2 separate regions of the Homo sapiens genome follow, and region 1 is linked to region 2. A link is a loop called in an ENCODE intact Hi-C map of the cell type or tissue named here. Cell type or tissue: CD14-positive monocyte. All regions are shown on one strand. Each heading gives the region's core, and the rest is flanking DNA. Links, peaks and the distances in the headings are about the cores only.

The links. Peaks named below come from ENCODE experiments on the same cell type or tissue, not always from the same donor. Only the 100,000 strongest peaks of a DNase experiment are listed, where the experiment ranks them.
Region 1: it touches region 2 in a loop (1.9-fold over the local background); 16 of 110 quality-filtered maps call a loop at or near these places.

The regions. Positions count from the first base shown.
Region 1 is chr7:77,312,186-77,322,646 of GRCh38, reverse strand. It overlaps GSAP (gamma-secretase activating protein), which reads left to right. Exons shown (of 31, transcript NM_017439.4): 25 at 1,244-1,314; 26 at 1,828-1,922; 27 at 8,158-8,277; 28 at 9,098-9,159; 29 at 10,445-10,461. Among named protein-coding and RNA genes, the nearest start is that of CCDC146-AS1, 69 kb to the right of the region's middle. RefSeq lists an enhancer at 6,054-6,555. In CD14-positive monocyte, for the core only: no CTCF peak of the experiment used is centred there; DNase peaks (open chromatin) are centred at 5,796 and 6,246; H3K27ac peaks cover 1,121 bases.
Region 2 is chr7:77,256,152-77,268,077 of GRCh38, reverse strand. It overlaps CCDC146 (coiled-coil domain containing 146), which reads right to left. Exons shown (of 19, transcript NM_020879.3): 6 at 11,569-11,745; 7 at 9,010-9,083; 8 at 7,842-8,069; 9 at 5,771-5,957. It overlaps LOC102723791 (a long non-coding RNA gene), which reads left to right. Exons shown (of 6, transcript XR_927688.3): 3 at 2,615-2,722; 4 at 10,823-10,877. Among named protein-coding and RNA genes, the nearest start is that of CCDC146-AS1, 13 kb to the right of the region's middle. In CD14-positive monocyte, for the core only: no CTCF peak of the experiment used is centred there; DNase peaks (open chromatin) are centred at 5,547 and 9,887; H3K27ac peaks cover 763 bases.

The DNA.
Region 1 (10,461 bases), core at 2,228-10,227, 54 kb before region 2:
AATGTGTTACTGATCCTCCCCATGTTGACATTAACTTGCTTTAAAAAAAAAAAAAAAAAAAAAACTCACAACACACAGTGATTTAACACATCCACCTATCACCTTTATTTCTGTTGACTCGAAATCTTACTTCCCAAAGTGCTAAGAAGGGTTTCCATTCAAGCGTCATTTTTCTCCATTGTTAATAACATAAGTTTTAACACTAGTTTGTGTTAACAGCCTGTAGAACCAATAGGCCCAGAAACGATACATATGAAGTCTCAGAAAACTCAAGGTCCCTGACATTGACTCAGCAGTCACTGATTGAGGCCACATCTCCCTGCCCCTGCCCAGCAGCCACTAGTCATGCCTTCTGCTCCCCTCTAAGGAGAGTGGCTGGCATCCTTTCTAAAACATATCCAAGGAAGTTGCTGCAGAACCTGATTATATTGGTTACATGTTAACTTACTTAATTTCAGCCAAAGAGAAACTGAGGATCTGTATCAAGGATAGCGTTTGCCTGTGAGTCTATGGAGATCCTTCTGCTTTGCCCCGTTTTTAGCCCACACAATGTGTGGATTCGTGGCTGATAACAACTCCATAGGGACTGCTCTTCTGCTGGCAAACTCGTTGCAGCGTTAGAATGGGTTTCTGGATAAAGCTCTAAGACAAAGAAGGCTACCTACTTTGGTTGATTAGTTCCAGTCAGTGTGCTAACCAATTCTTACAAAAACCCTATGAAATATTTCCCCTCACTTTACAGATGAGGACACTGCAATTTGGAGAGGGTGGGTAACTTGTGTAGGGTAACACAACTAGTAATGTATAGAATCTGGACTTGATACCAGTCTTACTTCACAGCTCATGATCATGACCTCCATTCTGTGTCTCTTTTCTTCTGACTGTCCACTGTTGGCTCTTGCGTTGTGACAGGCCTGGAGCAAACCCTGTAGCACTTTACCTTCACTGATGGATGGGGGTCTGTAAGTGTGAGTGGTGGGGCCAGTTAGCTGGGCTGGGGAGGCTGAGCTGGGGCACTGCCCACACAAACAGAGGATGCTTTGTTAGTTTCTGGTGCACATTTTCAGTCTTTCTATTTTGGGTTCAGTGCTTCAGAATTGACCTCAGAAAGGCTAGTTGTGTGTCTGGATGCAGCCTGAATGCCAGCTGCCCTGAAATGCTTATCTGAGTTGTGGAGGCCTAGCTGTGGGGCCCTTGAGGGAAGGAATGGAGCAATGGTTAATGGACTGTCTTCACCCTCCAGCTGGATCTCATTTGCCACATCGTAGAAACCAATTGGAGGAAACATAATCTTCATTCCTGGGTTCTCCACTTGTACGCAAGTATTTCTCACTTTTATCATGGTGTACAAAGAGTGGAAACAACTCTGTTGTAGCAAAACCCTTTTGAAATGCACTAGTTCAAATCAGTTCTCACCAGCTTCAACACCATCTAGCTTAATTCTATACTCAGCATTTAAAGTTATGCCCCCCTGCATATGTACCCTTTAATGTATAATAAAAGCTAAAATTAAAACAAAGTTATGCCCGTTACTTTACCCATCCTCTTTCCCTGGCACATGGTTGGTGACAGGGGAGGGACAAATGAGCCCAGTACTGCCAAGAAGGGGAATTTCACTTAATACAATGTGTAACATATGTTCCTACTCTGATTAAATTCTAGGCATTAGGCCGATGGTCACATTCATATTTATGGGGCTTTCTACAAGGCATAGCATTTCATGATTAGCATGAACCCTTGTGTAGTACTCAAAGCCACTGCTTAGGACAAATGGAGCATCACAGATGAGCTCCTTGGCTGACATGCTGCTTTGTTTTTTTTACCCAGCAATAGTCGTGGCAGTGCTGCTGAATTTGCAGTTTTTCACATCATGACCAGGATTCTGGAAGCTACAAACAGTTTGTTTTTACCTCTGCCTCCTGGTAAGTGTTGGCTCTTTTGTCCTTTGGTATAATAAATTTATTTCTTCTTCATATGGGCCCTTGCCTTTGGTACATTATAAGTTTGATGATGAGACTTGTGTATGAGAAATTGTGTATCTGGTGTTACTGTGAGTGATGGGCCCTTAGGTTGGTCTCTGCTGACCAGAGCTCCTCTGACTACTAAACTATGATGTAGCTTATTACTAACTTTAGGGAACCTAGGCTTACCCCATGCAGCTTTCTAGGATAATTTGAACTAGTAGAACTAATTCAGGGAGCTCTGTCTCTGATGTCTCCAGGCCTAGTTTATCTGATTGAGATGTCTGAAGATTAACACTGGGAAGTCGGTCTGGCTTGGTGCCAAGAATTGAACTGATTCTTATACGCTTGGAGGCTAAAAAATTCCCTTGGAATTTTTAAATAGGATCAAGTCAGGCCACAAAACATCCTGGGGAGATGTATATGCAGTCATTCATTTAATTGGTCATTTGTTCATTTAGTCAACAAATATTTGTTGAGCAACTATGACATGACCGGTAACGTGCTAGAAATTAGAGCAATTACAAAGATTAGTAAGAGTCTAGTTGGGAAGATGTACATAGAAATCAGTATCCATTATGAGAAATAAGCCCCTGTTAGCTATAAACTGTCTTGTGCTCATTACATATCAGTTCATTTTTTTATTGTGTAAGAACACTTGAGACCTACCCTCTTAACAAATTTTTAAATGCACAATACAGTATTGTTAAATATAGGTACAATGTTGGATAGCAGGTCTTTAGAACTTACTCATCTTTCATAGCTGAAACTTTATACCCATTGAACAGCAATTACTTATCCCCTACTCCCCGGTTCCTGGCAAGCACTGTTCTACCTTCTGTGTCTATGAGTTTGACTACTTTAGATACTGCATGTAAGTGGAATCATGCAGTATCTGTCCTGTGACTGGCTTGTTTCACTTAGTGTAATGACCTGAAGTTTCATCCATGTTGTCACATGGAGCAGGATTTCATTTTTTAAGGCTGAGTAATACTCCATTGTAAATTCTACACTTTCTTCATCTGTCAGTAGACATTTAGGTTGTTTCCCTATCTTGGCTATTGTGAATATGTTGTGATAAACATGGGAGTATATACATATCTCTTCAAGATCCTGATTTCAGTTCTTACAGATATTTATCCAGAAATGAGATTACTGGATCATATATTGATTCTTTTTTTTAAATTTTTTGAGGAACCTCCATACTGTTCGCCACAGTGGCTGTACCACTTTACATTCCCACCAACAGTGTATAAGGATTCCAATTTCTCCACATTCTTGATAACACTTAAATTGTGGTTTTTTGATAGTAGCCAACCTGAGAGATGTGAGGTGATACCTCATTGTGGTTTTGATGTGCATTTCCCTGATGATTAGTGATGTCGAGCATATTTTCACATAAGTGTTGGCCATTTGTCTGCAATCTTTGGAGAAATGTCTATTCAAGTCCCTTGCCCATTTTTTAATCTGGTTGTTTTCTTGCTATTGAGGTTTGAGTTCCTTATATGTTTTAGATATTAACTCTTTGTTAGATATATGGTTTGCAAACACTTTTTGTCATCCTGTAGGTTTTGCCTTTACTCTTTGGATCGTTTCCTTTTATACATATATATTTTTATTATTATACTTTAAGTTTTAGGGTACATGTGCACAACACACAGGTTTGTTACATATGTATACATGTGCCATGTTGGTATGCTGCATCCATTAACTCATCATTTACATTAGGTACATCTCCTAATGCTATCCCTTCCCCCTCCCCCCACCCCACAACAGGCCCAGGATCGTTTCCTTTGCTGTGCAGAAGCTTTTTTGTTGGGTGTAGTCCCTCTTACATATTTTTGTTTTCATTGTTTGTGCTTTGGATGTCATATTCAAGGAATCATTGCCAAGACCAATGTCAAGAAGCTTTCCCTCTATGTTTCTTTTAGGGGTTTTTCAGTTTCAGGTCTTATGTTTAACTTTCTAATGCATTTTGAGTTGAATTTTGTTTATGGTAAAGATAAGGGTCCCATTTCATTCTTTTGCCTATGGACAGTTTTTCCAACACCATTTATCAGAGATACACGATCCTTTCCCCATTGTGTGTTCTTGGTGCTTTTGAAGATTAGTTGCCTAAACATGAATGGATTTATTATTGCATATAAAGTTCTAATGAGTGTTAAACTTTATGATAGCTGTAACTACATATCAGCTGATATTTAGTTACTTCATTCATATATATTCATCCATTCATCATTTGTTCATTGCTTCATTTTAGGCCAACATATATATGATACTCATTTTGTGCCACGTACTGTTGAAAGTACACACAAATTAGTACACTTAATTTTCATAAAATTTTAACTGGTAGAAACTTAAGTTGGACCACATTAAATTGTCAGTGCCCAACCATTTTTTGGCCAACAAAAATGGCACTTTCATGTGGTTCCACTTAATATTATTCCCATTTTATAGATGGTGAAACTGAGGCCAGAAAGGTTGAGTAATTTGCCTAAAGTCACATAGCTATTAAGTGACAGAGCTGATATTCAAATCCAGGCAGTTTGGCTCCAAAATCCATGCTGCTTCTTGAATTTTATATTCCAGTTGAATTAGTTGATGTTGAAACATGGGCTATTTATGGGCCTAAAGAATCCCTACAGCATATGCTGCTCTGCATTTATGACACATCTGATACGGTTTGGAATCCTTCATTCTTCATCCACCTTATTTAATGTCTGTCTGTATGGCAGTACAAAAGGAGTTGAAAGGGACCATTTGTGAGGGGAATGGATGGTTTAAAATTATCCCAATGGAATATGAGTTATGAGGTACACCCTAGAAAGATTGAAGGATTACAGGAAAACTACCTTTGTGGCTTAAATTCTTAATTGTTTGTTGTTAACACAAAAAATTTGGTAGGGAAATGGATTGACAGTTTTAGATTTGTTCATTACAGATATTCAAGCTTCTTTTGAAAATAAATGAAACTGACTTACTGGGGACATTGTTACGCCTGGAGATCATAAAAATCCACTTTCTACCCAACTCACATTCCTTCACAGTGATAAGGAGGGAAAACAAAGATGTTATCCATAGTGATCGAGAATTATTATAAGTAGACTTATGGCTTGTGTCTGTGGGTCAGGTAAGGAAAAGGTGTTTCTCATTTTTTTAATTATACTTTAAGTTCTAGGGTACATGTGCACAACGTGCAGGTTTGTAACATAGGTATACATGTGCCATGTTGGTTTGCTGCACCTATTAACTCGTCATTTACATTAGGTATTTCTCCTAATGCTATCCCTCCCCCAGCCCCCAACCCCACGACAGGCCCCAGTGTGTGATGTTCCCCCCCAACCCTTGTCCAAGTGTTCTCATTGTTCAATTCCCACCTATGAGTGAGAATGTGTGGTGTTTGGTTTTCTGTCCTTGGGATAGTTTGCTGAGAATGATGGTTTCAAGCTTCATCCATGTCCCTGCAAAGGACATGAACTCATCCTCTTTTATGGCTGCATAGTATTCCATGCTCTCTCCTTTTCTCTTGAATGTTTATTTCCATCATGTGACATGGAAATAGAGGGGGGAGGTGACACTGGATCATGTGTGTGTGTGCATGTGCATGCTTGTATGAATTCAGGGTGTTTCTATATGCACATGCGTAAGTGTGCTTGCTTTCCAGGCCTATTGGACTAATGATGACTGTTTGAGTTACGATTGTCAGAGACTTGTAACATGAATTGGTTAAAGTTAAGAAGAGAATGGGGAACACAAAAAGGAAGTCAGGGTTTAGAGCTAGGGCATTTGCTTTTAAAAAAAGGAACTGTATTGCACTTGCTGGCTAGAGGAGGCCAGGAGCCCTGGAAGATGAGGATTAAAGTTGGGTGGAGCTGATGACTAATTATAGCCAATTTGCTCTGTTGCTCAGAGCTGATGTATAGAGGCCAAGAACAGGTCCCTGAACTTGGGACTGTGCCCTGGGGATAGAGGATGAAGGGTCATCAGGGACCTTTAGCATATGAACACAGGGCTGGAGAGGGAAATTTGAATCCAGAAAATCAATATCATCAATAATCTAGTGTAAACTTTTCTTCAGAAATAATTTTGTAACTTTTTACTAATAGTTTTGTGAAGAATTTCCAAATCCATTTGAAAAACGTTGTTGTTAATTAACTAGTAAAATAGTGGAGTTTTTTTGGACTCAGGGAAGCTAGTGGACTCATCCTGTTAGCCCATTAACACATGCTTGTGGGCAGAGCCTGTACTTCATCTGACCCTTGATGTTACAAGGACTTAGGACTGTGCCCCATGGCTTGTGATTCATGTGTTTAGAGAGAGAAAATCCCATGATTTCTCTGAATCCAAGCCCTGCTCGTTGGGCATCATCCTTTTGTCAGGTACCTTCCCAAGAGTAGGCTATGATTCTTCTGTCAGTCATTCCCACATTCAATGAGTTGCAAAGCCTGTACATGTTACCATGCCTCTCTGATTCAGTGCCTCCATTACCTCTTATCCACGTTCAGGCAATAGCTTCTCTACAGGTCTTCATACCTTCTGTAGCAAATTATTACTCCAACTCATTCTTTGCCTGTTGCCATATTAATATCCCAATGGTAAATCTTCTGTTCTGCTTAAAAACTTTCATTACCTCCTCAAAGTCTCTCAAATTAATAAATCTCTATCATTCAGCATTCAACCTCTGTCACCTGCACTCATAAGCACAGAACTGGTCACATTTTTAAAAATGTCTATTTTTTGTAATTGATTGTCTGCCTCCCCCAGCAGACTGCAAGGTGTATGGGAGCAGCAGTTGTGCCTGTTTTGCTCATTTTTATACTCTTAGCCCCTTGCCAGGTGTGTGGAAGGGATGTGCTGAATAAATTAGCTTTTCCAACCTTACCTCTTAATCTTTCTCTCCTCTAATATGATTCCAACCCAGCTGGATCATTTACTATTTTCTGAATATGCCCTGTGCTTTCTCATCTTCGGACCTCTGTTCATGTTCTATTAACACAGCTGCCAGTTATTAACAGTGACATTATGGTTGAAAGCCTACCCTACAATCACACAGTTGATGCAAATTTCAACTTACACATTATTATTTCTGTGATCCTGGGCAAGTTGCCTAGCTCCTGTGAATCTTGGCTTTTGGTTTTTCCATTTATGAAATGGGAATCTAGTAATTCCCACCCCATACTTTTGTATGAGGATCAGATGAGCCAGGACACAGGTTGAAAGCCTTGGTACATGTCCAGTATGGGTCGCTATTGTTATATTGCATGCTAGGCTCTTCACAGACCTGGCTCTAGTTCTCAAAGCAGCCCTGTGGGAAAGGTACTGGTGGTTCCAATTTAGAGATGAAGAAATGGAGGCTCAGAAAGGCTTAGTTGCCTGCAGCTGGTGAGTAATACAGCTGGATTCTGGCCTAGGGCTGCTCATGCCAAACCTGGCTTTTTCTACTGTCCGCACTCATTTCCACTGATAGGAATTGCATCTGTCCTTTGAAGCTCCCCGCAAATGCCATCACTTCCAAGAGAGCTGTTTTGATTCTCTCCTGGTCTGATACCTTCTCCCATGCATGATGTTTTTATCTGTTGTCAGTAGTAGTATACTTAGAGATCTGGGTTTCTGTGGGTAGCTCTACCCGTGAGACAGGCTTGAGAATGCCTGCCTCTCAATTGAATTCCTATAAATTTACTATCTGGCCATATTGTCTTAATTCTTTCTTTTCTATACTTTAGTCCAAGTAGACTCTAAAAGCCTTTCTCTAGGGCATACCCAGAGATAAGCCATATAAACTATTGCCTTCTGGTCCAAATTTGTTTCCCTTCAGCAAAATGGTCCTCATCCCAACAACCTTTTAGTCTGGACATACGAAATCTGAAATGCTTCTGTACTCTTTTGCTATCTTACTGTAGAATCACAAACATATCAAACCGTAAAACCATTGAGCAGGCCCTTGCTCTGTTTCTGTGCAGGAAGAGACCCAAGGAGCAAGGAATGTATACTTACCGGAAACTTACTATAGACCCAGCGTGATATTTAGTTACGAATAATACAGAGAAGGAAACTTGGACCTTGTTTTCAAGAAATTCAGTTGGTTCCAGGCACCAAGCACTGAACTAAGTGCTTTATTAACATGATCTAATCCATTCCCCGGGGGCTGCTGGAGATGTTGGCTGACTGTGTTTACCCTCCAGATCTCTCATCCTAGGTTTTCATACTCTGCACACCATCCTCGGGGTCCAGTGTCTCCCTTTGCATAACCTGCTGCATTGCATTGACAGTGGAGTGTTGCTTCTCACTGAAACAGCTGTCATAAGGCTCATGAAAGGTAAGAAGCCCTGAGTTTGCCAGAGTGCTAGTTCCAGCCTGAGCACCACCAAGGCTAGCTTCTTGGGTGTGCAACCTGTGCAGTCACCAAGAGCCTGGCTGCACTCAGAAGAGTGCCCTGCTCAGTTTAATGCTGCATTACATCTTGAAATTCTTAGTAGTATTTGAACGAGGGCTTGCTCGTGTTCATTTTGTGCTGAGCCCCACAAATTATACAGCTGGTCCTGTGAGCACAATCCATTCCCTGTAATCATCTTTTGGGCCAATTTAAGGTTTCTGAGCCCTTCACGAGGTCCTAAGGGACTTTTCAATCCACATACAACTATTAGATTCCTTTTCTGTGCAAGAGGGCACTTGAGGCTAGGAACCTCTGCAGGCTTGTTTCTCAAGAAAATGTCACGAAATGGCTTATTTTCAGCTGATTAACTCTGTCATCTCAAAGTTAGACTAGAAATGCAAGGAAAATTATTGAGAGGGGCAATTAAATGAATTTGAACTTTAAATTCTGTAGTATAATCACTCAAATTATTCAATTGTATTTTAAGATGATTTTTGTTTATATGAAAGCATTTGTCATTCCTCAAGGTACCTTCTGTTTTAAGTTAGTCAATAAAATTGCTTTGTACCTGGCAGCCTGTTATAGAAAAATCCCTTTTTATTCAGAGAGTCAGAGTAAAATTTCCAAAATGCTGTTAGATTAGCTTGAGAATACACAGTTGGGATATGTCCTATCAAGATGAACCACTCAAGTATTAATATTAACTTGCTAAAGTATCAAAATGGGTATTTGTTTCATTTGCTAATCTCTAACTTTCTTGTAGATCTGGATAATACAGAGAAAAATGAAAAACTGAAATTCAGTATCATTGTGCGGCTTCCTCCGGTAATACTGAGTTACATTTTATTTTCTCCCTAAGCTTTGGCATTACCCTCCTTCAATTTCTTCTTGCAAAAAGAGCATTTACTTGCTTTGGGTTAAAGTCAATTGAATTGTTTCACTTTTCAACACTTCCAAGAAATCCCACCCGTCCCCAGCCCTCTGTTAGCTGTTTCCCACTTGGCCTACAAAGCACTTGCTCTCTGGCTCTGCACTGCCTTGGCACAGTCCAGTGAGAACATTAAGCCATTTTTGCCTCTTAGGAAACCACACTAATATTTACATCTGAGTCTGAGAGGGAGGGAGAAGGGGAAACGTGCTTTTGGCATTTAAACAGATTTAACTTGGATACATTGGAATACAGGTGAGGACAGAAGGTTCTAGACCTGTATTTCCCCTTACTGCATTTCTACCATGGTAGGAAGACATTCCTAGGTCAAAGGAAGAATGAGAAACATGAGGGAATATCAACACTTAGAGTGAGAGATACTATGAAAATATGACATGGTAGGAAGACATTCCTAGGTCAAAAGAAGAATGAGAAACACAAGGGAATATCAACACTTAGAGTCAGAGATACTATGAAAATATGAAATTCCACAGCAAGGTCTTCCGAGCCTCTAACTCTGCAAACTTCCTGACCTGGAGAGCCTTAGCCAGCTCCATCTGCTGTGTACATGCCTTGCACACTTGCACCTCTGGCACTGTCCTCTCACGAACGGCTGTCTGTTACCTTTCTGGACCTAATCGCCCTGCTCTGTAGTGGCCCTTGCCCCTCACTCACAGGCTTACTGAAGCAAAGGCAAGAATAGAAAACAAAGCATATTTTCCATAGCTAGATCTCTCTGGGAAACATTGCTGAATATTTAATTTGGTCTCCAAATTTGTTTATTTCCCCAGTACTCTTAGGGAATTAAAATTTTCTAGGCAAGACAATGGCAGAGAAGTTGATATAAACATGCGTACCCCCCTTAGTTTCCGGTCAAAACATCAGAGTTGGCATGCCCATCTCTGGTTTTGAAGAGCAGCAGATAAACTCCATTTCAGTAAAAGGGTTTGGCAACATCAGTGTATAAACCACTTTCCTCAATGTAGCGTTTGAGAGAGTATTTACTCCCTCATAGAAACTTCATAGGAACATGGCATTTCTCCAAGGGTCCTTAATCATCAAGGGCCTGGAGACTAACCAGCTACTTTGGAATAATACTTTTAAAATTATGAATAGATATAAGGTGTGTTTACTTAATATAGTGTGTGGTATTCGCTACATTTTTTTCAATTTGCATAATAGCTTATTGGGCAGAAGAT
Region 2 (11,926 bases), core at 2,022-10,021:
TAAACCGTTCCTCAAGTCACATGACACATATCCTGTAAGTCCTTTCTAATACCCTCTATTGAGACTCCCTACAATTCTCCATGGCGTGTGTTCTCCCTTGCTGCAATATGTAATAAACTCAGCGCATTCAACTGCTGATGTATTCCTGTTAGTCTTTGGCTAGAGGTCATTGATGAGGCTTAGAAGAGATTTCTTCAAGAAGAGTAAATGAATAGGCCATCAAATGTGTTTTAATATACTGAGAGGAGATTTATATAATTGGAGAAGAATTTGGGATTGAACTGATAAGCACACCGAAAACTATAAAAGTGTAAAAACAGGATGTTTATAAATTCCTGGGAACACAAAATTTTGTAAGGGTAATTATATAATATCACATGGCTCAGGCACGAATAGCCTTTATATGTTCATAATAATAACAAATTCTGAACTAATCAAAATTATGACATGAGAATACCGTGTATACAGAGGGACAAGAAATGTATTTGTGATGAACAGGGGTCTAAAGAGGGCTGAATCCTCATCTTTTATAGTGATTAAAAAAAAAAAAAAGATCAAGTCTACAACTGAAAACTCAAGTAGCAGCATCATAAGCATGTTACTTGGGGTATGAAGATATACCAAAAGAACTGGCTGAAGAAACAGCGCTTGATTAGGAAGATGACTTGATTAGGAATGGGAAATACATGGACAAACTTTCTATGCCTGGGGCAGACATCACCAATCAACTACAGAGCTTCTATCTGACAAGTCAGCACTGGGCCTCAGAATCCTTTGCAATATTGGGCCAGGCGCGATGGCTCACACCTGTAATCCCAGCACTTTGGGAGGCCGAGGCAGGTGGATCACCTGAGGTCAGGAGTTTGAGACTAGCCTGGGCAACATGGTGAAACCCCATCTCTACTAAAAATATAAAAACTAGCTGGGCTTGGTGGTGGGTGCATGTAATCCCAGCTACTCAGGAGGCTGAGGGCAAGAGAATTGCTTGAACCGAGGAGACAGAGGTTGCAGTGAACCGACACGGTGCCACTGTACTCCAGCCTCAGCAACAGACTGAGACTCTGTCTCAAAAAAAAAAAAAAAAAATTCCTTTGCATTATCATCACTACAGGGAGCTACCCCCAAATGGAGGGAGCTGGCATTTGAGATGAAACCTGTTTGCTTTTAGAGTATGATCTTTAAGATTCCTCTTGGTTCCTTCATTCTGTGATTATGTGAATTAAGGATCCATTGAATGTCTTGAGCAGGTGAGTGACACATGAATGTGTCACTTAAGAATATAAATTTGTGCTTTGGGCTAAGATGGAGGAAAAATTGGACATGAAAGGAGCTGGACCTATGGAGAACAGCTGGTGTAGAGCTGCAGTCATTTAGGTAATGCAGAGTGGGTACTGAGAGGCATTTCCGGGGTTTATCAGTAGGGCCTGATGATGTCATCTTCTCCATATGAATAAAATAGCCATATTCACAGTGTCATTCTGACTATACCATTTACTTTATAGCCTTTCAAAGAGTTCATATGTATAAAGGAAGGAAGGCAATATTTACTGAGTATCTTCTCGGTACCACACACTTTCCCATTTGCAGTCACTCATTTTTTGCAATAATCCCAATTCAAAGGTTTGGAAACAAGTAACATAGGTAGGAATTCAATGGATCTAGAATCTGAACCTGACTGTGCCTGACTCAAAGGTGAAGCTCTTCTCAGTATAGTATGTTGTTATCATTGCCTTCAACACTGAAATGAGTCATGAAGAGAGAAAAATGCAGAACCACTTTTAAATCAGAGCAAAGGGAGATGAAATTGCTAGAAAACTATAATTAAAGAAAAATTACAGTATATAGAAAGTGTCATATTCACTTGGTAAGAGGATTTTGTCATTGTCACAATCTTGGACATGATCTTATGTTTAGAAAGCGAATAACTTCACAGACTCATGATATTCTAACCCCTACAACATGATGGTGTCAGAGCAAAATCCTAGGAATCATGGTTTTCTTTCTTTTCAGTGCCACGTGGAAGTCAATAAGAGCCATGTTTAAATGCAGAGGTATACCGTCATGTGTGATATTACATGACAGTATGATGTCTTTGGTTAAGTAATTCATTCCACTTTGTCATGCCAACACACATGGTCATTAAAAGCTCTGATGGTTTTGACTAACCCCAGCAAAGTCTTTCTGCCTATGGCAGGCAAATCTTCCACCTGCCCAAGTCTCGACTTGGCAAATGTCTCAGGGAGGCAAAAGGCCACCTGTTTCTGCTCACCAGGAAGTGATGATGCCTTTGTGGAATTTACTTCCTACTTGCATATGTCTCTTAAAAATATGTGATTTTTAGTTTATTGATTTCTTTCTGGCTGGTATAGCAGAAACGATGGTCCATCACAATGTTTTCTATTTTAACTAGAAGTGGAAGTAGTAGGATTACATTGTGTATTAGGTTTATGTGTCCCTTCTATGGTACTTAATCTAGATTTTCTGGTAGAAGTGAACCTAAGTCTGTTTTTTTGTGTGTAGTCTTTTAGAACCAATCTTGTGATTTTTACCAATGTATAACCCTTCTTGAGCTAAGAAGTATTAATTTATGAGACAAATTATTGCTTCTATTTAGGTTACCTTACTCTTCAATATTAAGAATGCTTTGATGATTCAGCATTAGAAGCATATTGAATGGATTAACTTTACTTACTACCATAACTACCAAAATTGGTTATTAAAGGTAATTATACATTTTATCCCATTGTTTAAAGAAATCTTACTGAACAGTTATTTGATCAATAAACAGGAATTGTTTTATTAGTACAAGCAACACTTGCTGGTTTTAAGAGTCTTACTCATTACACTGAGGTTTCCGTCAGTACTTTGAATGGACATTATAACTGCGGTCTACTATAAATCTTACTATGACTGAGGAGGGGTGGCCACAGGGTCTGTGTTTGCCCAAAGTTCCAATTTAACATCCTAACGTGCTGTGCTTCGGGCTAAGATGGAGTAGCTTATAGTAAACCAATGCTTCCAACAAGAATAACTTGGAAAGTTGGAGTGAAAATATGTTTGAGGGCATAAGAGTTGCAAAGGTTAGTAAAGTTAAAATCATCAAAGGTATTAGCACTGTCTTGGAAGTAGTAAAAATACAAATAACTTATATTTGACTCTAGTAAGTCAAAGATGACTGTTGTAATCTTCAGGGTAACCACCCAAAGAATAGAAATAGAATGTAAAACTAACTGATGCATATCTAAAACAAGGATAGCAGAACTATATGAAACGTTGATTAATCCCAAGGAAGGAAATGTGGGAGAGAAAATGGAACATGAAGCGGATGGGATACAGAGAAAGCAAAAGTAATATCACAGAATAAGGACAAATATATCCACAATTACATTAAGTATTAATTTTTAGACTAAATACAAGAATTTAAAAAGGCAGAACTTATCAGACTAGATTTTGAAAAGTATGTGCTGTGTATATGAGACACACCAAAATGAGGACACAGAAAGAGTGACGGTAAATAGGGCTGGGTGCGGTGGCTCGCACCTGTAATCCCAGCACTTTGGGGAGGCCGAGGCAGATGGATCACTTGAGGTCAGGAGTTTGAGACCAGCCTGGCGAACATAGTGAAAGCCTGTCTCTACTAAAAATACAAAAATTAGCTGTGTATTGGTGGCACATGCCTGTAATCCCAGCTTCTTGGGAGGCTGAAGTACGAGAATTGCTTAAACCCGGGAGGTGGAGATTGCAGTGAGCTGAGATGGTGCCTGCACTTCAGCCTGGGCAGCAAAGCAAGACTGTCTCCAAAAAGAAAAAGAAAAAAAAATCAAAGTAAATAATACCATGCAGAATCTAACACGCCAAAAGATAGTGTAACTGATGTTATTATTCTAAAATCAGACAAAATAATATTTTAAGGCAAAAAGTACTACTAGAGTTAAAGAGATTTCAGAGTGATACAAATAAATCTACCTGTTGGAATTGCAATAAAATGATTAAATAAGAAGTATATATATCATAAATATACTATATATAACAGTTATATAAAAGTTATTTGTGAAAACACATATATAGTAGAACATACATGTTTTATTGGTTTTGCAAAAGACTATAAAAGTACATTTTGCCTCACTGAGATAGAAAACTTCCTTTTTTTGTTTGAGATGGAGTCTGGCTCTGTTGCCCAGGCTGGAGTGCAGTGGCACAACCTCAGCTCACTGCAACCTCCGCCTCCCGGGTTCAAGCGATTCTCCTGCCTCAGCCTCCCAAGTAGCTGGGATCATGGGTGTGCACCAGCACACCCGACCAATTTTTGTATTTTTAGTAGAGACAGGGTTTCACCATGTTGGCCAGGCTGGTCTTGAACTTCTGACCTCAGGTGATCTGCCGACCTCGGCCTCCCAAAGTGCTGGGATTACAGGCAGCAGCCACTGTGCCCAACCAGAGAACTTCTTGAAAAGATTATAAGTGCCATCTGACAGCAAGACGAAGTCCAAGTCCTAGTTGTTCGTAACACTCATAACCCTAACCGATTTTTTCACACATGTTGCTTAAGGTTGGTCTTTCAGTCAGGACAGGCTAAGTTATGCTACAGAAATAAACGACCTCCAAATATCATGGCTTCGAACTACCAAAGCTGTTTCCTACAAAGCCGGTGGGCAATCAAGAGGACTCTGAGACCACTGTTGGCTCAGCATTCCCGGCTGCTCCCATTTTACAGCACCTCCATGGTGTCATGCACTTCCACAATTACCACAGGAGAGGGAAAAACAGCTAGAGGGTCTCACATTGGCAATTAGATGTTATAGGCTGGAAGTGACACGTGTCACTTTTGTCTACAATCCTCTGGCCAGAATGAGTTATATGACTCTGCTCAACTGCAAAGGGTGCAAGGAAGTATAAACTTTCTATGTGCCCAGGAGGAGAGGAGAACTAGGCATAGGTTAGGATCAGAGGTGTCTACCACAGCTGGAAACTCCTGTTCAAATTTCTTAGGTCATGACCCTCCATAAGGTTCTGGAGCATGACAGTCCTGAAGAGAACGGGGAAGGTTTCTATACACCTAGCTGCTTCATCTCAGAGGCTGACCCCTTTTTCGCTCAAGGAAGGCTCTAGCACAAGGCTGAAGCCCTCTCAAGGATCCTCTGCCCTTTCAGTGGCGCTTGGTCATTTACCACAGGGAGTGCCCTCTGAGAGAAAAGAGAGCCAGGGGCAACCAGACCCCTCACTTGGGAACACAGAGGCAGGTAACAGTTGTCTTGAGCATCTTCTGACTGGAGTACACCTCTGACCCTGCACAGAATTAGCCAGGCAGCCTGATATTGGGTTCTGGATTGCCCTTGGCTAGTCGGAAGTGCAGGCTGCTGATCATTTATGTCTATGTAATTTGATCTAGTCCTTCACTGTTATAGTCTGCCATGACACCATGCCGGATCTGACTCCTTCAACTGGTGAAAATAATGATCCACTTGGCCCCATTCTGCAGTGAACCCTCTAGCTCTTCTAGAACTGGATAGTCCAGTCATTTCCCCAGGTCAGGCTGAAGGATGACTGATCCAAACAAGACATTTCTCTAATCTTGGGTTAGAAAAATGAGATTACGAAACATTATAGGACTATAGATTTCATAATAGGCTTGACGCATTTGAAAATTACCTTTTCTCTGTTACTTGTATTTTCTTCTTCTCTACTGGCAGCAAAAACAACTTCCTAAAATATTTTTACTTCAAAAGTTAGCACCGAGCTTAAAAATCAGATGGTAGTTTACAGCCCTCACCTCTAATAGAAGCCTTTGATGCAGTGCTTGAGTTTGCCTAAGTGCATCCCAGGACACTTTCAAGAGCAGTTCCATCTTTCTTAAATTTCGAAAATCTCGTTCTTTCTCTCTTTGCTTACGAGAAAGTTCATCATGGTAGTTCTGCTTGTCAATGAGACTGTTGCGTAAATTGAGATCCAAGATCCCTCTGTTCCAGGTAAAGGAAGAAGAAGAAAATGATTTTGTTATCAGCTGTCCTAAATGTTTTTCAAAACTTATCAAGACAGCATGCTGAATATTGGCTCCCAATCTCTTCTGGCAAAGACCTAAAAACAGAACTACCGTTTGACCCAGCAATCCTATTACTGGGTATATACTCAAAGGAATATAAACTGTTATATCCTAAAGACACATGCACACATTTGCTCATCACAGTGCTATTCACAATAGCAAAGACATAGAACCAACCTAAATGCCCATCAATGGTAGACCAGATAAAGAAAATGTGGTACATATGCCACAGACTATTATGCAGCCATAAAAAAGAATGAGGGCTGGGCGCGGTGGCTCACGCCTGTAATCCCAGCACTTTGGGAGGCCGAGGTGGGTGGATCATGAGGTCAGGAGATCGAGACCATCCTGGCTAACACGGTGAAACCCCGTCTCTACTAAAAATACAAAAAATTAGCCGGGCGCGGTGGCGGGCGCCTGTAGTCCCAGCTACTCGGGAGGCTGAGGCAGGAGAATGGCGTGAACCCGGGAAGCGGAGCTTGCAGTGAGCCGAGATTGCGCCACTGCAGTCCGCAGTCCGGCCTGGGCGACAGAGCGAGACTCCGTCTCAAAAAATAAAAAATAAAAAATAAAATAAAAAGAATGAGATCATATCCTTTGCAGGAACGTGGGTGGAGCTGGAGGTCATTATCCTTAGCAAACCAATGCAGGGACAGAAAACCAAATATCACATGTTCTCACTTATAAGTGGGAGCAAAATGATGAGGATACATGGACACATAGAGAAGAACAACACACACTGGAGCCTTTTGGAGGGTAGAGGATGGGAGGAGGGAGAGAATCAGGAAAAATAATAGGTACTAGGCTTAATACTTGGATAACAAAATAATCTGTACAACAACCCCCCATGACACAAGTTTACCTATAACAAACCTGTATGTGTAACCTTGAACTTAAAAGTTTAATAAAAGACAGCATGCTCAGTATATACACACATGACTATTCTCATGTTGGAATCATAAATTGTAAATAATGCCAAAGGCAACTAGGTTTGTGAGTTGGTATCATTTAGAACTGCAGTCTTATAACCCCCACCCCCCAAAAAAATAACAGACTGGCAGAGATAGAAGCCTCCAGTTTCCTTGAAATTTTACTTAAAAGCAGGACATAGGCTGGGCGCGGTGGCTCATGCCTGTAATCCCAGCACTTTGGGAGGCCAAAGCGGGTGGATCACGAGGTCAAGAGATCGAGACCACCTGGCCAACATGGTGATACCCTGTCTCTAATGAGAAGAAAAAAAAAAATTAGCCGGGCGTGGTGGTGCGCACATGTAGTCCCAACTACTCGGGAGGCTGAGGCAGGAGAATCACTTGAACCCGGGAGGCAGAGGTTGCAGTGAGCCAAGATCGTGCCACTGCACTCCAGCCTGGCGACAGAGCAAGACTCCATCTCAAAAAACAAACAAAAAAGCAGGACATAAAACTCTCCTAGGGAATTACACCACGAAATTGCTTCTGTTAGAAAAAAGTCAAGATGGCCTAAGAAGTATCATTCATTTGTTGGCAAAATCCCTGAACATAACATACTCCAGTGATAAATTTTCCAAAGGCACATTCAGAAACTTACAACATACAACAGATTATATCCTGAAAATCTGGTAACAGAAAATTGAGAAAATTTGAGTAAAGTATCAAAAAATACTTCAAAGTGCTTTATTTGATAATATATTAAGGGTAAAAGTTGATTTAAAATTATTTTTAAATATTTATTAACTCAACACCAAAGTGAGATTTTGAATTCTCAAATATAAATTGAAGAAAAATTTAGATGACAGAACATAACATACATAAATATAACTAACCTTTCAGTTAATGAAGTTGCTTCATTCTCTCTGGCTAATTCCAATAGCTTGACCAATTGGTTATGTTCTCGTTCTTTGATTTCAAGTAAGGCTCGTTTGCCTTCAACTTCCTTTATTACATTTTCCTTCTCATCCACTATAGCACTAACCTTGTTTTCAACTTTCTTTAGGGAGTCATTTAGCGTTTTGACTTCTTGTTCCAAGACAATTTTTTTCTTTTCCATTTCTCTGTAGGGGATACACACACACACACACACACACACACACACACACACACACACACACACACACACACACTTGCCTTATTTTGAGGCCATGCTGGCTTTACCTATTCTTGCTTTCTAACCATGCAGCAGAAGAGATAGTCATAAATTCAATGATCTCAGCAGTGGGTAAAGACCACAGATGGGTGGGACTTGGAGGGTATCTCCACTGAGTGCCACGGAAGGCAGGAATTTGCCCAGCCTCCCTACTTTCTGTGCAGATCCCAATTTGCTACCATCTCCTGTGATTCAACCCTCGTCCTGACCAGCCTCCTGAAACTGACCTGAGTTTCTCAACTTTGATGTTGGTGAGCTTAGTTTTTAGAACAGTTACTAGTGCCTGCCTAATTTTTCCCCTTAAGATTAGTCACCAGAGTAATTATATTATTTTTCCAGAATTTTTGTATCTTCACTTAAAATCTTTATCTTTTTTGGTTCCTTAAACACTGAGAATTTCCTCAATGACCTCTGCCTCCCAATCTACTCTGAATATCTGAGGAGTGTTATACACATGAATGGGTGGCAAAGTGGGGAGTTACTATTATTTGGGCTTTGGGCTGCTGCCTGGCTGATATACTTCTAGACTATGAAATTCTAACCAGTTCGCATAATTTATCCCATGCACCGCTCTGTTAAAGTCAATTGAACTTCTCCATAAAAATATGATTTATAAATTGGCAACAGAATCTTGACCCATAATTAAGCCATAAATACTATGAATGATAGAAATTTGGTGCATTACTTTCTTTTAAAGAACTTGATATAAACAACCTAGACAGGGCCCAAAGCAGAAATTTCTAAAATTATCATAGTAATTTAATGTGTCCAATGGTTAGTACTCTTGTTCTAGTGTGCACACATAACTTGGACTGGCAGGGATTCAAAGTAAAAATATTAAATCATACACTTTTTTGCGTGTTATTTTTTCTATCTCTTTTCCAATTTGTACTGGAATGGTTTGATGGTGGGCCACTTCATCCTAGTAAAGAAACGAAATCATGTTAAATTATGCGGTCTTCGGCTAGAAGCAATTAAGACAAGAAAATTAAATATGAGAGAGAAAGGAACTACAATATGTAGATACTTACCATCTGCCCTGTGTGCTTTAATTATCCCATTTAATACTCACGGTGACCTTGTAAGAGAGCTATATTTGTTATCATTTTGAAGAGGAGGTAACTGAGTGTAGCAAATACTGTTGGTCCTCTGCCCAGATTCCCTTTATGGAGGTACAGATGCTCCTCCACATACAATGGAGTGACGTCCCAATAAACCCGTTGTAAGTTGAAACTACCTTAAGTTGAAAATGCATTTAATACACCTAACCTACTGAAATCATAGCTTAGCCTAGCCTACATTCTCAGGACACTTTTATTAGTCTACAGTTCACCTAATACAAAGCTTATTATATAATAAAGTGTTGAGTGCCACACAGTAAATAAACATAACATATTGAATACTGTACAATAAATGTAATTTATTCAATACTGAAAATGAAAAACGGAATGGTTGCATGGGTACTTGAAGCGTGGTGTCTACTAAATGCATACTGCTTTCACACCACTGTAAAGTAGAAAAATCATAAGCTGAACCATCATAAGCCAGGGCCCGTCTGCCCACCCATCCCTCAAATGCTGCAGGGGTGACTGCTAATGGATCATGCTTAATCTCCTCTCCATCAGATTGTCACTGGCTGAGCAGAGCTGCCTTGTCAGGGAATGGGAGCCAGGGGGTGGAGGGAGGAGGGGAGCAAGCTGAGACCAATGACTAACTGATGTGGTGATCTAACAGACACCCCCCACCCCCACCTCTGGGTGCAACAGCCTCTGTGATGCAACTCATGACTTCTTGAGTTCTCCATGGGATCAGGCTGAGACTAGAGTTCTGAAGCAGCTGTATTCTGGCCCAGCTTCTTCCCCAGCTCTATCCTGCTTCCCTCCATCTCCTATAGGATTCTCCTTAGAGTTCTCCCTCCATTAGTAGTTGTCTTAGGGTCTGTTTCTGGGGAGCCCTGCCTAAGACTCATGCTACAAGAAGTTAAATAAGTTTCCCGAAGTCACACAGCTAGTAAGTGGCAAGGCCAAGCTCGGAAGCTAAGTTTGTCTAACACCGCACCTCCCACTATGCTCTGTGGATTCATGGGAGGTTCAGCTGAAGTCTCAAGAGTCTTACGTACTCAGCAAGGGTTATAGAAAAGCCCCTTCCTGCCCGAGGTTGTCATTGGACTTTGGAGCCAGGGGTAACACACATGCAGGGAGGTTGAATCCGTCACTGCAGTGTGGTGGGCGAGACATTTCTCTGTGGGATCTTGCTCAGTCCTGGGGCAGATCAAATTTTGTGGGGCTGAAACTTGTACAATCTTGGGGGCCCTCGTTAACAGAAAGAGTAAACAATTACAAATGCTAACTTAGGTGCAGCATCTTGGAAGAGGTTCATGCAAGTGAGGGGCCTGAAGCTTAAGCTTCACTGGGTTCCTGTTAAATCCATCTCTGCTAGGGTCCTATGTTCTGGACAGTAGCTGGGCACATCTTGGCTGTCTGCTCTAGGACTGTTATAGAAAAACAGGTCAAAGTGTATCACCATTATCCCCTAAGCCAATGAGTTTCAGATGTTGTTTTTAAAACAACTCTAGGTTATTAAAACTGTTTTGAGAGTCATTTATACATTTTTCAAAGTAAAATGAATTTTAATTCATTATCTCCTAAAACATAAATACAGGCCTCTCATCCCTTTTCTACTGAGAGGAAGTGGAATGCACTCCGACAAGGATAAGGTAATACAAATATATGTGAGAGGTTAGGACATTTGGTTGTTTTGGTATGTGTGTAGGTGTGTGTGTGTGTGCGTTTTGTTGTTGTTGTTGTTTTTGAGAGGGAGTCTCACTCTGTCACCCAGGCTAGAGTGCAGTGGCGCGATCTCAGCTCACTGCAATCTCCACCTCCCGGGTTCAAGCAATTCTCCTGCCTCAGCCTCCCAAGTAGCTGGGATTAGAGGCATCCACCATCACACACCCGGCTAATTTTTGTATTTTTAGTAGAGACAGGGTTTCACCATGTTGGCCAGGCTGGTCTCGAACTCCTAACCTCAGGTGATCCACCGCCTTGGCCTCACAAAGTGCTGGGATTACAGGTGTGAGCCACTGTGCCTGGCCATGGTTGTTCTTCAAGGAAACAATTGTGTTTGTGACACTTGTTTCTAATGTCCAGAAATGTTTGGTGAGGTCAGGAGAGACCTTTTCCGCAGGGTGAGGGCTCCGAATTATCGAGTGATACTCCCAAACACCCTAAGGTCTTTTGTGCATTCCCAGAGCCTAGATTTAGTTTGATAGGATCAATCGCAATGCAGATATTTCAGTTTGTGAGACAATACCCCTCTTTATCCAACCTGCTGGTTACTCTTGATACCCACACACTTTTATATCCATGCAAGGCACAATGTTTAAATATCAACGGTAAGTAGCACACCTTTAGGACGACCTGATGTCCCAACAATTCTTCTAGTTCCTTCTGCTCTTTTAATAATTGCTTTTGTTTAGATGCCAAATCTTCTCGTAAATTTTTAATTTCTAATTTCTTCTGCATTATTTCTTTACGTAATTCTTCAGTGCTTTCTCTCAATATTTTCATCTTCTTCTCCATTTCCTTTAAAAGTCGTGAAGATGATTAGGTTATATAGTCTGAGCAAACATTTATCTACCTAAAAACTGAACTAAAACTAATTTCACCCACCATTTTGATTATATTTGTTTTGAAGTTCATGAATGATTTCTCACAAGGTTAAATGATTTCTCATAAAGCTAAATGCAACTTATGATTTCTGACA